Regions from separate parts of the Homo sapiens genome. Here region 2 is linked to region 1. The links are chromatin contacts, found by Hi-C or POLR2A ChIA-PET in ENCODE. All regions are on one chromosome and are shown on one strand. The core of a region is the stretch at or near the end of the contact, and the rest is flanking DNA. Distances in the headings are between cores, read along the strand shown. Region 1 holds the start of PRPF40B (pre-mRNA processing factor 40B). Region 2 holds the start of SMARCD1 (SWI/SNF related BAF chromatin remodeling complex subunit D1).

What was found. A loop is a pair of places that touch in the nucleus more often than their neighbours do. ChIA-PET counts read pairs that join two places held with the same protein, here RNA polymerase II (POLR2A). Pooled maps may share reads with other maps.
Region 2: a map of naive thymus-derived CD4-positive, alpha-beta T cell shows a loop between it and region 1 (4-fold over the local background). The contact joins the promoter of SMARCD1 here to the promoter of PRPF40B in region 1. A Hi-C loop is called at or near these places in 1 of 168 maps with a recorded cell type or tissue (naive thymus-derived CD4-positive, alpha-beta T cell) and 5 of 50 pooled maps. POLR2A ChIA-PET finds 5 or more read pairs at or near these places in 3 of 52 experiments (BJ, Caco-2 and activated CD4-positive, alpha-beta memory T cell).

Annotation. Positions count from the first base shown.
Region 1 is chr12:49,618,179-49,624,849 of GRCh38, reverse strand. PRPF40B (pre-mRNA processing factor 40B) reads right to left here and starts at 1,289. Exons shown (of 26, transcript NM_001031698.3): 1 at 1,257-1,289. The coding sequence starts at 1,259. It also overlaps a transcript of FAM186B not described here and the pseudogene HIGD1AP9. RefSeq lists silencers at 1,074-1,573, 2,434-2,483 and an enhancer at 2,154-2,243.
Region 2 is chr12:50,083,367-50,089,185 of GRCh38, reverse strand. It overlaps SMARCD1 (SWI/SNF related BAF chromatin remodeling complex subunit D1), which reads right to left and starts at 3,844. Exons shown (of 13, transcript NM_003076.5): 1 at 3,640-3,844; 2 at 2,838-3,025; 3 at 2,523-2,565; 4 at 2,308-2,430; 5 at 1,701-1,823; 6 at 549-665. The coding sequence starts at 3,816. It overlaps ASIC1 (acid sensing ion channel subunit 1), which reads right to left. Exons shown (of 12, transcript NM_001095.4): 12 at 5,575-5,819. RefSeq lists enhancers at 2,421-3,152, 4,002-4,261, 4,619-5,351 and a silencer at 3,492-3,931.

The sequences.
Region 1 (6,671 bases), core at 40-2,539:
TTTTGAGACAGAGCTTCGCTCTTGTTGCCCAGACTGGAGTGCAATGGCGCGATCTCAGCTCACCACAACCTCTGCCTCCCGGGTTCAAGTGATTCTTCTGCCTCAGCCTCCAGAGTAGCTGGGATTACAGGCATGGGCCACCACGCCTAATTTTGTATTTTTAGTAAAGACAGGGTTTCTCCATGTTGGTCAGGCTGGTCTCCAACTCCTGACCTCAGGTGATTCGCCCGCCTCGGCCTCCCAAAGTGCTGGGATTACAGGCATGAGCCACCGCGCCCGGCCCCTGTTGCTTCTTTCTGATCCTGCCATCTCATCACTCTCCCTCTGAAGAAGCGAATGTTACTTTTGGTCTCCATCATTGTGGAGTTAGGTTTCAACCTCCTCCTCTCCTTAGAGTTCTTCCATCCCTCCAACAGGATAAGGCTAGCCAGCCCCAGCCCGGCAGGCTTTCTGTCTACCATCCCCCCGCACCCGTGGGGATTTCTCCAGCCCCAGCCCAAGGCCTCGCCTCCATCTTCATCCTTTCCTTTGCTTCCCTACCAAACCCATTCTCCTAAACTTCCTCCTCAAAAACCTATTCATTTAGACCCTGGAAGAGATCTGGGATTTAATTTTCATGCATTTCCTTTTTAAAAAAATTGATGGGAAATCTGAGGCCCAAAGAAAGGTAGTGACTTGCCCAAGGTCACACAGAGTCGTTAGTTTGTTGATGGCCTGGGCTGGGAGCCCCTTTCTTCAGAGGCCCCCTCTCCACCTCAGGAGACAAGCTCTTGCAAATGCAGGAAGGTGAAGCAGGGAGTCCCCAAGTGGTCTGAGGAGCACCCAGGCTTCCAAAGGGAACGGGCGCTGGGGCTGGGGGAAGGGCATGTCGCACACCAAATATCCCAGGAGGGGAAACTGGTCCCCACCTGTCCCCTGGTCCCCTCAGTCCCCTCATCTCCGCCCTCTCTCTTCTTTCCCGATCTTTCTCCGCGAACCCACCCCCACCTCTCCCAATCCCACTCTTCACCCAGTCCCGCCACTCTCGCACCTTTCGCCCCCGGCCAGGCTCCATCATGGCCTCCCCCGCCCCTTCGCCCCCAGTCCCCGCCCCCATCCCCCCTCCCGGGCTCTCTTCCCTCACCCTTGGCCTCCCTCGCCCTCCCCGGGGTCCCAGCTATCCCCAGCGGCCTCCCCGCCCCATCGGCCACGGCCCGGGCCGCAGGGGGCGCTGTGGGACCGCCCCGAGCCCCTCCACCCCCGCGCGGGGATGTTACCATGCCAGAGCCTCCGAGCAGCTGGGCCGGCTCAGCCCACCCGCCAGTAAGAGCCGCTCTGATTGGCCAGGCCGCAGCCGGGAGGGCGGGGCCGGCGGGGGGTCGCACCCCTTCGTGGCCGGGGCTCCGGTGGCTCCCGCCGGCGAGCGGGGCCCCAACCGGCCCGGTGTGTTCGGTCCCGGCCCCGCCCCCCCGGCACGGAGAACCAGGCCCCGCCCCCGCGCCGCCGCGTCCCGGGTCCGCCCCCCGGGGGGCGGGGCACGCCTGCTCCCGCCTCTGACTGACGGTCGGGGGCCGGCGCCTCTGCCTCTCCCCGCTGCCTGCGTCCTGGCTTCGCAGTCGCCGGCGCTCCAGGAGCCGAAGCGTTCACGCAGTGTGTAGGGTGCCTTTGCGCTGCACAGCGAATTTAATTTGCTGTGTAGCTCTTTTACAGTACTTTTAAGTTAGTTAACTCCAGAACTATTTGTTGAGCACCTGTGAGGTGGCAGGGTCTGTCTCAGGGACTGAGCACACAGCAGCTTGGAAAAAAAAAAAAAAAAAGACAAATCCCCGAAATCACGCCCTTGTGGGGCGTACACGTGCTTCTCGCGTGACCCTGAAGTTCACTTTTGGGACCTGGCTCCCACTGAGCGCTGAACTCATGAGAGCAGGGCCCACTCTTTGACAGAAGTTAAAAATGTGAGGTACATGCTTGCTGTGCGGCTGAGGAAACTGTAACCTGGAGCTCTGCGGGGAATGCGCTGAAGGCCTTGGGGCTGGAGAGTGACAGGCCCCAGGCACACGGGTGCAGAAAGGCGCTGACCGCCAGCCTGCAAAGCCCCGCAAAAGGCGCTTCCTGTTCCCTTTATTCCCCCCTCACCTGAGCCGGGACTCGCGTGATGCCGTGCTAGGTTCCTGAGAGCCAAAGAACTCCGGAGAGGTAGAAAAACTCCTGACACGAAGAGTTAGAGGTGACACCTGGGAGGAAAAGGAAGTGGGATTCACCCTTGTGGGCTGCTGTAGAGAGAAAATGCTTTGTGGTTTAATCAAAATGATACCCACATGGTCTCAAATGAAGGCCCAGCTCTGCGGTTTTCTTTTCTTATTTGAGGCAGCGTATTGATCTGTCACCCAGGCTGGAGTGCAGTGGCACAATCAGGGTTCACTGCAGCCTCAGCCTCCTGGTCTCAACCGGTCCTTCTCCCTCAGCCTCCGAGTAGCTGGGACTACAGGCGTGTGCCACAACGCCCGGCTAATTTTGTAACTTTTTGGAGACGACGTCTCCCTGTACTGCCCACGCTGGGTCCTGTGGTTTTCAAACTTTTGGGGGAGGTGGGGTGAGGAGACTGGCGCGCGGCCCGCAGCCGCCGCCGCGGCAGGAGAGGGGAATGGAGGGGGCGGGCGGGGGGAGGAGGACGGACCACCGGCGGCCTCTCCACCGCTCCCACCTTCCCCCGGGGGCTGCCGCGATGCCAGCGCAGCTGGGGCGATTTTCAAACTATTATTGAGATCTCTAAGTATAGCAGAAGTGGTCCAGAGGTTCCGTGAACTTTCATGAATTGCATTTTTATTTTTTAAATGCTTTTCTTTTCTTTAATGAAATATTTCTTAGAACATGTACACACATATAGAATCGAATAATTGTACCAGATTTGTTAAGACAAACAGCAGAGCCCTGCCCCCATCGTCTTCCCCTCTCTGGAGGCAACGTTTTCACCTCTTTTAGCTGTTTCTTCTGGCATTTACCTTCACATCTCCGGCCTTCCCCCAGCTGCAGCCCTCCCCACAGGGCAAGGGGTCCAAGGGGATTTGCCCATGCAAAGCACACTTGCCCAGGATTAGACCATATTCTGAATACCTAGGACCCTGGAATTCCCTGCCCAGCTTCCTCCTTGGGTCTGTCCTCCCCAGGGAGACCTTCTGTTTTTTCCTGCACAAACTTTTATTTTTCCTGGAATTAATAATCTTGTTTTTTAAAATCATTTATTTTCTATGTATTTCTCACAAACTCTACCTCAAATTCTTCCCCCAGTTGCTTAAATTTCCTCTCAGAATATCTAGATATAGCAGAGAATTCTCTCCATTTCATCTTCTTGAAGACATCACTGCTGGAGACTGCTGACCTTCTCCAATCTGACTGTTCATCCCCTCACCTTGCTGCACATCTGGCAACCTGGCATCTCTTTTCTCATTCTCCTGGGCATGTTCTTTGCCTCATTCTTTTGTTGTTGTTGTTTTGTTTTGAGACAGAGTCTCGCTCTTGTTGCCCAGGCTGGAGTGCAGTGGCTCACTGAACCTCTACCACCCGGGTTCAAGCTATCCTCCTGCCTCAGCCTCCCAAGTATCTGGGACTCCAGGCATGCGCCACCACACCCGGCGAATTTTTGTATTTTTAGTAGAGATGGGGTTTCACCATGCTGGCCAGGCTGGACTTGAACTCCTGAGCTCAAGTGATCTGCCTGCCTCGACCTGGCAAAGTGTTGGGATTACAGGCGTGAGTCACTTTGCCTGGCTGCCTCACTCTTCTGTGGGATTTTTATTTGCCATATTCTATGCTTTTCTTTTCTTTTTTTATTTTTTTGACATGGTCACTTATTTTTATAACAATACATATACCATGTTATCACCATGGAATGTAAATTCAGGTTAGACAAGAGAATTTCACAAGTGTAATGGCATTCTGTAGTATAGAAAAGCATGTGTATAATGTCTGTTCAAACCAGCTTGCTTATAAATCATTAATTCCATTATAGGTAATATGTTTAACGTTTACAATTCTTACGGAGAAAATAACATTTTCTCCATTTAAAAAGTGTTCTTCAGTTACCTTCCATGAGTGCTTGAAATACATGTTTCTGTTTCAAGATGACATTTAAAAATTATCCTTATATTACAGCAGCAAATACAGATATCTACAATTACAAAAGAACTAAACTAGAATTCATAAGTTATTCTCATGTTTACAGTTATGATTCTTTAATAAATGCTACTACTATGCAGCTCTATTGTAAGCTTCCTAGATTTGATTTAAACACATACACATATATACTTTCAGCTGTGGGAGGTTTTACAAGTTATATTCCATGCACTTTTTTTTTTTTGTATTTTTAGTAGAGATGGGGTTTCATTGTGTTAGCCAGGATGGTCTCAATCTCCTGACCTCGTGATCCACCTGCCTTGGCCTCTCAAAGTGCTGAGATTACAGGTGTGAGCCACCGCGCCCAGCCTCCATGCACTTTTTTGACAGAGTTCTAAAAGAGCCAGCCAGTCCACAAGACAGGCAGAAAAAAGTTAAATTAACTGGGGCAAATAGAACTCATATAACATCCAAAACATGCAAGATTCTGCAGCAAACTAGGAGTACTTCAGGGTTGGTTTGCTATCTTCTTTAGAACTAATTTTATCCTAACAGTTTAAGAAGGTGGACATTTCAACACCATCTTTTAGGTGACATGTTTCTTTTGTGTTAATTTGACTCCCCTGAATGACCTAGTTAGTAAACTAGTCACTAGTAATTCAGTCACCAGGCAAATCAAGCCTGCAAGAAAGAAGGCCAGTATTCACAATGCCGTGTTATCAGCTGAACCCACTCAAATAGTTTATTTTAATCATTAATATGTAGCTTCAATAATGAGATGTGGACGCGGTGGCTCATGCCTGTAATCCCAGCACTTTGGGAGGCCGAGGTGGGTGGATCACTTGAGGTTAGGAGTACAAGACCAACCTGGCTAATATGGTGAAACCCCGTCTCTACTAAAAAAAAAATACAAAAATTAGCTGGGCGTGGTGGCGATCACCTGTAATCCTAGCTACTCAGGAGGCTGAGGCAGGAGAGTCACTTGAACTCGAGAGGCAGAGGTTGCAGTGAGCAAGATTGTGCCACTGCACTCTAGCTTGGGCAACAGAGCAAGACTCCATCTCAAAAAAAAAAAAAAAAAAAAAAAAAAGAGATGTCTAACTAAAGTAAGCTCCTCCAACAAAACCAAGATAGCATTTCTTCTACGGTGTAGGTTTTGCCCAGAATTCCCGATACATGGAATGATAGCCCATACCAACAGTCATTGCTCCTTCAACAAAGCCTTGGGCTGCCACACACATGTGGATCAGATGATGCAACATTTTAGTATTTCCCCTGCTCTTCAGTTTGTATAATACATATGCAACAATTGCTGCAAAACCTGCCATTCCAGTGGGGATGAATGGTGCCTCTTTAGCTTTTCAAATAAGTTTGGATCCCTAGATTTTCATCATATGAAGGGAAACATCTGTATTTGTTGACACAGTGATTGCTTGAATAATCTCCCTAGAGCGAGAAAACCCCCTCACACACCAACCGGCTTCTGATCCCCACCTGTGCCTGTGTTTTTCTTGATTTATAATACTCCCGCTTTTTTGAGGAGACCATCATCCAGAAGCTTCCTGAGAAAGGGAGCAGTAAATTATTTTGGAACTTTGCGTTTTTGCTGTTGTCATTTTTCAACTGTGACCCTTGGATTGGTTGTTTGGCTGGGTAATGAATTCCTTCAGAATTATGAAGGCATTGCTACATGGTCTTCTAGCTTCTGACACTGCTGTGGAGAATGAGAAGTCTGAAGCCTTTTAATTCCTTGTCCTTTCTAGGTGACTTTTCCCCTCTCTGAACTTCTTGTTTCCAATGTTCTGAAATTGCAGTGATATGTCTTGGTGAGTGGCTATTATCTTCCATTGTGCTGGGCACTCAGTGCCCCTCACTTTTGGGGAATAATCTTGAATCATCCTATTGGTGATTTCTTCCTATTTTCTCTATTCTTTCCTTTTTGGAACTCCTATTACTTGGACAATGGACCTGTTGAACTGGTCCTTCTAATTTCTTATTTTTCTCTCTAGCTTTGCATCTTTTTTACTTTATTTTCTGGGAGATTTCCTCAACTTTATCTTCCCATTCTTCTGAGTTTTTCCATCTTTTAAAGGTTTTAATCACTTTCACTTTATTTTTATTCTCCGAATTGTCCTTTTTATAGCATATTTTGTTTCAGGGTTATCTTATCTCAGAAGCTGTTACTGATAGTTCTGTCATTTTTTTTTCTCTACATAATCTCTGCTCCAAATTTCTTTTTCTTTTGTTTTGGTCTCTGTCTTCTATATTAGATTCTTTTCTTGGAGGTCTTAGACTCCTTGGTTGTCTGCTCACACTTAAGGATGGGTCACCTAAAAGCTGACTGGAAGCATTTGTTCTCTGTTCAGGTGGTACATGGATGGGCTTGTCAGTCATGAGCTTCTTTTTTTTTTTTTCAGACGGAGTCTCACTCTGTCGCCAGGCTGGAGTGCAGTGGCGTGATCTCAGCTCACTGCAACCTCCAACTCCCTGGTTCAAGTGATTCTCCTGCCTTAGCCTCCTGCGTAGCTGCGATTACAGGCACGTGCCAACACGCCCGGCTAATTTTTGTATTTTTAGTA
Region 2 (5,819 bases), core at 2,595-5,094, 460 kb before region 1:
TTTTGCCTGTTTCCCAAAGAATACTGTTGCTAACATGGGCTTCAAAACGTTGTGCAATCAGGCATCATAATAAAGGATTTTTGGTGAATTGGAATGTAAATGTAAACAGAGCAGAGACCAAGAGGAAGTCCCAGATCTATAATGGTAACCTTGGCAAGTACTAGTACCCTATCAGTCAATCACTCTAATTACAGCAACTGCTGCCAGGAAAAATGGATAACTACATCTCACCATTATTAACAAGCAAGATACAGAGATGGCCTGGCACATACAAGAGGCCACCAGTAGACTTTCCCTTGAAAGAGGTGGCAGTGACCAGGATAGTAACATTAAAAAGATGGGACAAGTTAGGTTACAAGAGCCCTTGGTCCTAACTAAACATGCTAGTGCCACCTAGAGGTCAATGTGCAAACTGTACACCTGGAGCGGTACTGTGTACACCTAGAGTGACTACTTTATACCTCCCCATCTCCTTAGACATTAAAATACGGCTCCCAAGTCCATCATCCTCCAATCAGAGTCAAAGCCTAGAAGGCAGAGCTACTCACTTCTACCAGATGGTTGTCTGGCCCATACAGGTCTTTGTCCAGTTCAATCACCAAGGACTTAAAAAAGGAAGAGAACTTCCTCTTTTGTTTAGTGGCATCATATTTGGACAAGGCTGACTAGAGGAGAGAAAATAAAAATCACATTAGGAAAGGCCAGAAGAAACTTCCCAAGACAAAATCCTATGAAAAAGGAACCCCAACAACAATGGAAAAAAACTCAAAAAATATCTTCTGAATATCTCTTAAGAGAGATAGGCAAAGTAGGCATCTGCAGGTATTAAACCAATCATAGTAGCAACAGAACCCTGAAGAAGCAGCCTAGAACACATAGAGGGTCACTGTTTTACCCATCTCATTTGCCCAAGGGAAATGAGGCAAGTTAAGCAAACCATTGCACATAACTAAGCGAGTTTGAACAGAGAAAAGTCTGACTCTAGAGGGGAAATGAATCACAGGCAATAAGCAGCCAGAACAAAAACAGCTTTATTTGGACAGAATGACACCACCAGCAGATGGACCGGACCTATATAGAGAAGGAGGCTCTGACACTGAGCCCTGGTTCTCCTGCAAAAGTGCATTCCAACTAGCTTGCCTGCGAGCAGCTAAAAATAAGAGCCAGAGAATGTAAGGGAATGAGAGAAAGGTGAGCTTCCCCGAGGAGCTTCTGGGGTGGGAAGTTTGGGGACTATCACCTGTCAGCTGATGCTCCCCAGGAAGCAACAAAGAGCCTGTCAAGAGAAATCTATCCTACTTAAACTGTGGGGTGCCTCCAGTGAAAGTTGAGAAGATGGAGATACCACAAGGACTCAGAGAGGAAACACAGCCTCAAATTAAGTGCAAACTCGATTAAAAAAAAAAAACTAAATAATCTACAGATATGGCTAAATCCAATGGCCAGCAGCACCAAGAGGAAGGTAAACCACAAATCAGATCCCAGGACAATAAGGTTCTCCATATGATACCAGTGAGGGCCAAAGGTGTGGGGGCAAACACAAAGGACCACTGTCTTTCAGTGCAGGGAACAGTGTCCCTCTCCTTACTGCTCCCAAAAGGAGCTGTGAGCACCAGTTAGGCTTCCTGCTGACCAGACAACACTGTTCATTCCCAGCAGCTCCCACCCTAGATGCCAACCATTGTGGACCTTGAACTCACATCCTCCAGGAGCCGTCCTTCTACCCGAAGCTCCCAGGAAGCCACCGTCCCTTCCCCATCCTCGGCATCTGACTTAGCCGGATTGAAAGTGTTAGAAATGAAAATTCGCAGCTTCCGTTTTTGCTGAGGAAGGCAGAAACAGGATTGATCGTGGGGCTTCAGTGGTCTGATGTTGAAGACAACGGTCTCCCCAAACCCCAAAATTACTCCTAACAGACTGGCTTACTGTCTACCCAGTCCCTTGGGTGGGTGGATGAAGATTCCATTTAGAAGAGGAGTACTGGCCATCAGCCTAAGTACAAGTGCATATAGTGGGATGCCAGGTGGACAAAGTCATGCAAGGTGCCAGGTTCCCAAGGTAGCAGAGCAGTTACAGCGAAAACATGGACAAGGGTATATTTGTAGTGCAAGAGACATCAAGAGCCCCTCCCCCTTTGCCATTCTGTTCTTATCCTCCTAATGTAATTCTCAGTTTGTAGGCGGAAGGGAGAGATGCAATTTAAATGCCAAGGAGAGTTGTGCTGTGCCTTTGATTTCTCATCCTAATTCTGCTGAAGGTTCCTGGGTCCTCTCCTTTGGCTCTCTGCCTAGTACTTTCCTGTGTTACCTTGATGGGACGTTTCAAGGCCTCTTGGATATCTAGCCGTTTCCTCATGATAGTCTGGTCCAGTTTCCTTTCAAAAGCCAAGAGATCCATATAGGCCTGGGATTCTGGTACCAGTTCACGAATCTTAGGAACAGAAAAATTAATTGAAATCTAGGATGATCATCTCTATACTCAAACTCACCACACTTTCCAGAAGACATATAGCCTGGACTCACCCTTTGAGGTAGAATTTTGTCAGCCATCTTCTTTTTCTTTGCACTGTTGGGAATAAATACTATTATCAGGTTGGGACAGAACTAGTCAGAACGTGAAAATAAGCTGTCAGCACGTCCATTTATAGTAATGTGAAGGGACTGCAAAGCTTCTCTCAAAGAACTACCACCACCACCACCACCACCAAGCATTCTCAAGGATGAGTTCTGTAGCACCATCTGCTGACACAGCACCACCACTTCTTGGTTCAGGTACTCCCACCACCTGTGTCCTCCCAGGCTCCCTCCCTCCCTCCCTCTGCCCCAGGATCATCTTACTTGTGGTTTCGATTTTGGACCGCCTGCTGCTGGACCTGCTGGATCTGCTGAGGGGCAGGTCTCTTGCGGGACTGATCCATCCCTGACTGGGCCAGGCCAGGTCGGACTGAAGGGTTCCCCCCATAGCCAGGGGGTCCCATGGAAGGTCCCTGAGGTGTCATTCGGCTGCCTGGCAACATACCTGGTCTCTACAGAGGGGAGAGGACCCAGAGATGTCATGGTTTCACCTGCTAAACCCCATCAAGAAAGAAAAGCAGGGAACGCCTGAGATCTTTGAATGAAGTAAGGTTTAGGGATGGAATGGAGGACAATGAGAGGAGAACCCTTTGCTCCAGTAGTGACTCCATAGAAAAACAGAGTCCAAAAGCTAAGCGAGAGCCAGATTATACTCAAATTCTCAGTCTATTTTGGATGGGACACATCGGACATCGCCAGTTCCACATTTACTCTGCTAGCTACTATCTCTTTAGAAGCTGACCTCAATTTGTCAGCTACACGTTCTGTGTTCCTCTGATCACTGGAGCTGCTCAAGCCCCTTTGCACTCCGGCCCTCATACAGGTATCCCTGGACCCACTTCACCCACCCAGGTTCTCTACCGACTCCCCAGGGAAACAATGCCCCTAGGAGCAGGTGTGTAACTGCCTCCCCCTCTCTTTCTGCGCACTGCCTCCCCCAACCCCCACCCAGAGCCCGAACCCCTCCCAAGGGAGTCCCTCCTACTTCTCCCCCCACCCCTGTCACTCCCATGTCCCCGCTCGGCCCCGCCCCCGGCCCGCGCGCCCCTCCTCCTGCCCCACTCACCGGATAGGCCGCTCCGGGCATCGGGGAGCGGTACAGCCCTTGACCCGGAGCCGGGCCCATTCGCACAGGAGGCCCCGGAGTTCCGCCCGGGCCCAAGGCAGCAGCCGCGCCCGCCCCTCCTGAGGCTCCGGCGCCGCCGCTTGGAGCCACAGACTGGAAACCCGCCCGGGCCGCCATCTTCCCGGAGCCGCCGATGCAGCCGCACAAAGAACCGGAACCGGAACTCCCCCCGCCCCCCGAGCGCCCCCCGAGCGCCCGCCTGTTCCCCCGGCCGGCCGGCCGGCACGGGAGGCTCAGGGCAGCGAGACTATGGGATAGAGCGGGGCGACTAGCGGAAAAGGCGTGCTGGCCACGCCCTCCCGCCTTCACGGTCCGGGAGGGAAAACCATAGAGAAGAGCTCTGCAATAGAGAGGCCGCGTGAGCGGGCGCCCCCAGGCCGACGGGAGGAAGACAAGGACCTGGAAAGGGGGACGGACCACAGCCTCAGCCCCAGTCTCAACCCCAACTCGAGCCCTCTGATGAAGAGGGGCTTGGAGTAATAGCTTCATCTTGGCGCATGGCGTTAACTTTCCAAAACGCTTTGACTGCTTTTCGTTTCGTTTTCTTACTGCTATAACTATCAGGGGCTGAGGAGGGAAACACAGTTTATTCCATTTTACAAATGGGAAAGCTGAACTCACAGGTGAATGACTTGGCAAAGGTCAACCAGCAAGTTAGCCATAAAGCCGAAGCCAAGATTCCAGATACCCTTGCTCATAGCCCGGGACTCATTCCACAGATAAAGTGCCTCAATAAGTACCTCACGTGGGAACTTCATCCTAACTTTCTCTCTGACCTAACCTGCTTCCGGATTATTATTTTTTATTTTTTATTTTTTTTTAGATGAGGTCTGTCTCTCTCTCGCCCAAGCTGGAGTGCAGTGGCACCATCTCAGCTCACTGCAACCTCCGCCTCCCAGGCTCAAGTGATCCTCCCAACTCAGCCTACCAAGTAGCTGGGACCACAGGCATGCACCACCATGCCAGACTGTTTTGTATTTTTGGTAGGGATGGGGTTTCGCCATGTTGCCCAGGTTGGTCTCGAACTCCTGAGCTCAAGCGATCTGTGCTCCTCAGCCTCCCAAAATGCTGGGATTACAGGTGTGAGCCATTGTGCCTGGCCTCAGATTTTTTTTTTTTTAAATATTAAAAAATAGGGATGGGGGGCTGGGCACGGTGGCTCATGCCTGTAATCCCAGCACTTGGGAGGCCCAGGCGGGTGGATCATGAGGTCAGGAGATCGAGACCATCCTGGCTAACACGGTGAAACCCCGTCTCTACTAAAAACACAAAAAAATTAGCCGGGCGTGGTGGCGGGCGCCTGTAGTCCCAGCTACTCGGGAGGCTGAGGCAGGGGAATGGTGTGAACCCGGGAGGCGGAGCTTGCAGTGAGCCGAGATCGCGCCACTGCACTCCAGCCTGGGCGACAGAGCGAGACTCCATCTCAAAAAAGAAAAAAAAAATAGGGATGGGGGTTTCACTATGTTGCATAGGCTGATCTCGAACTCCTGGCCGCAAGTGATCCACCTGTCTCAGCCTCCCAAAGTGTTGGGATTACGGGCATGAGCCACCGTGCCAGCCTGCTTCCAGATTTTATGATAAGTTCCAGTTTATCTTGAATTTTGACTCTGCTCTCTCTCTCTAAAGCATCCTTTGTATTGGGGATTCTGTTTTGGAACTTTGTTGCCTTTGACTTCTCCCTCTTTCCCTGCCCAGTGGTTCAAACTATTCCTGATATAATGGTCAGCCTGTCCCATCCCAGGGGGACCACAGTGTCCCTACTCAAACCTTCTCCTTACTCATCCCCTAATTGGCCCCAAACCAAGCTCAGCTTTAGGCACTTAGTGAGAATATCTAAATACTTTTTCAAATAAGAGAACAACACTGAAGAGGAGATGGTTGAAACCCAGTTTATTAGACCAGAGGCATGCGTCACCCAGAGCCCTGCCTGCTGTTCCCCTATCCAATGCACACTTTTTGGCCTCATTCCTGCTTCCCTCTGGGGAGGTATGATCTCTGAGGAAACTCTTAGGAACCAAGAGATTCCAAAGATCCTACAGCCTTACTCTCCAGCTCCAGGCCAATGCAGCTGCTCACAGGTCCTGTTCTGGGATTGAAGACCAAGACACAGCTAGGGAAGG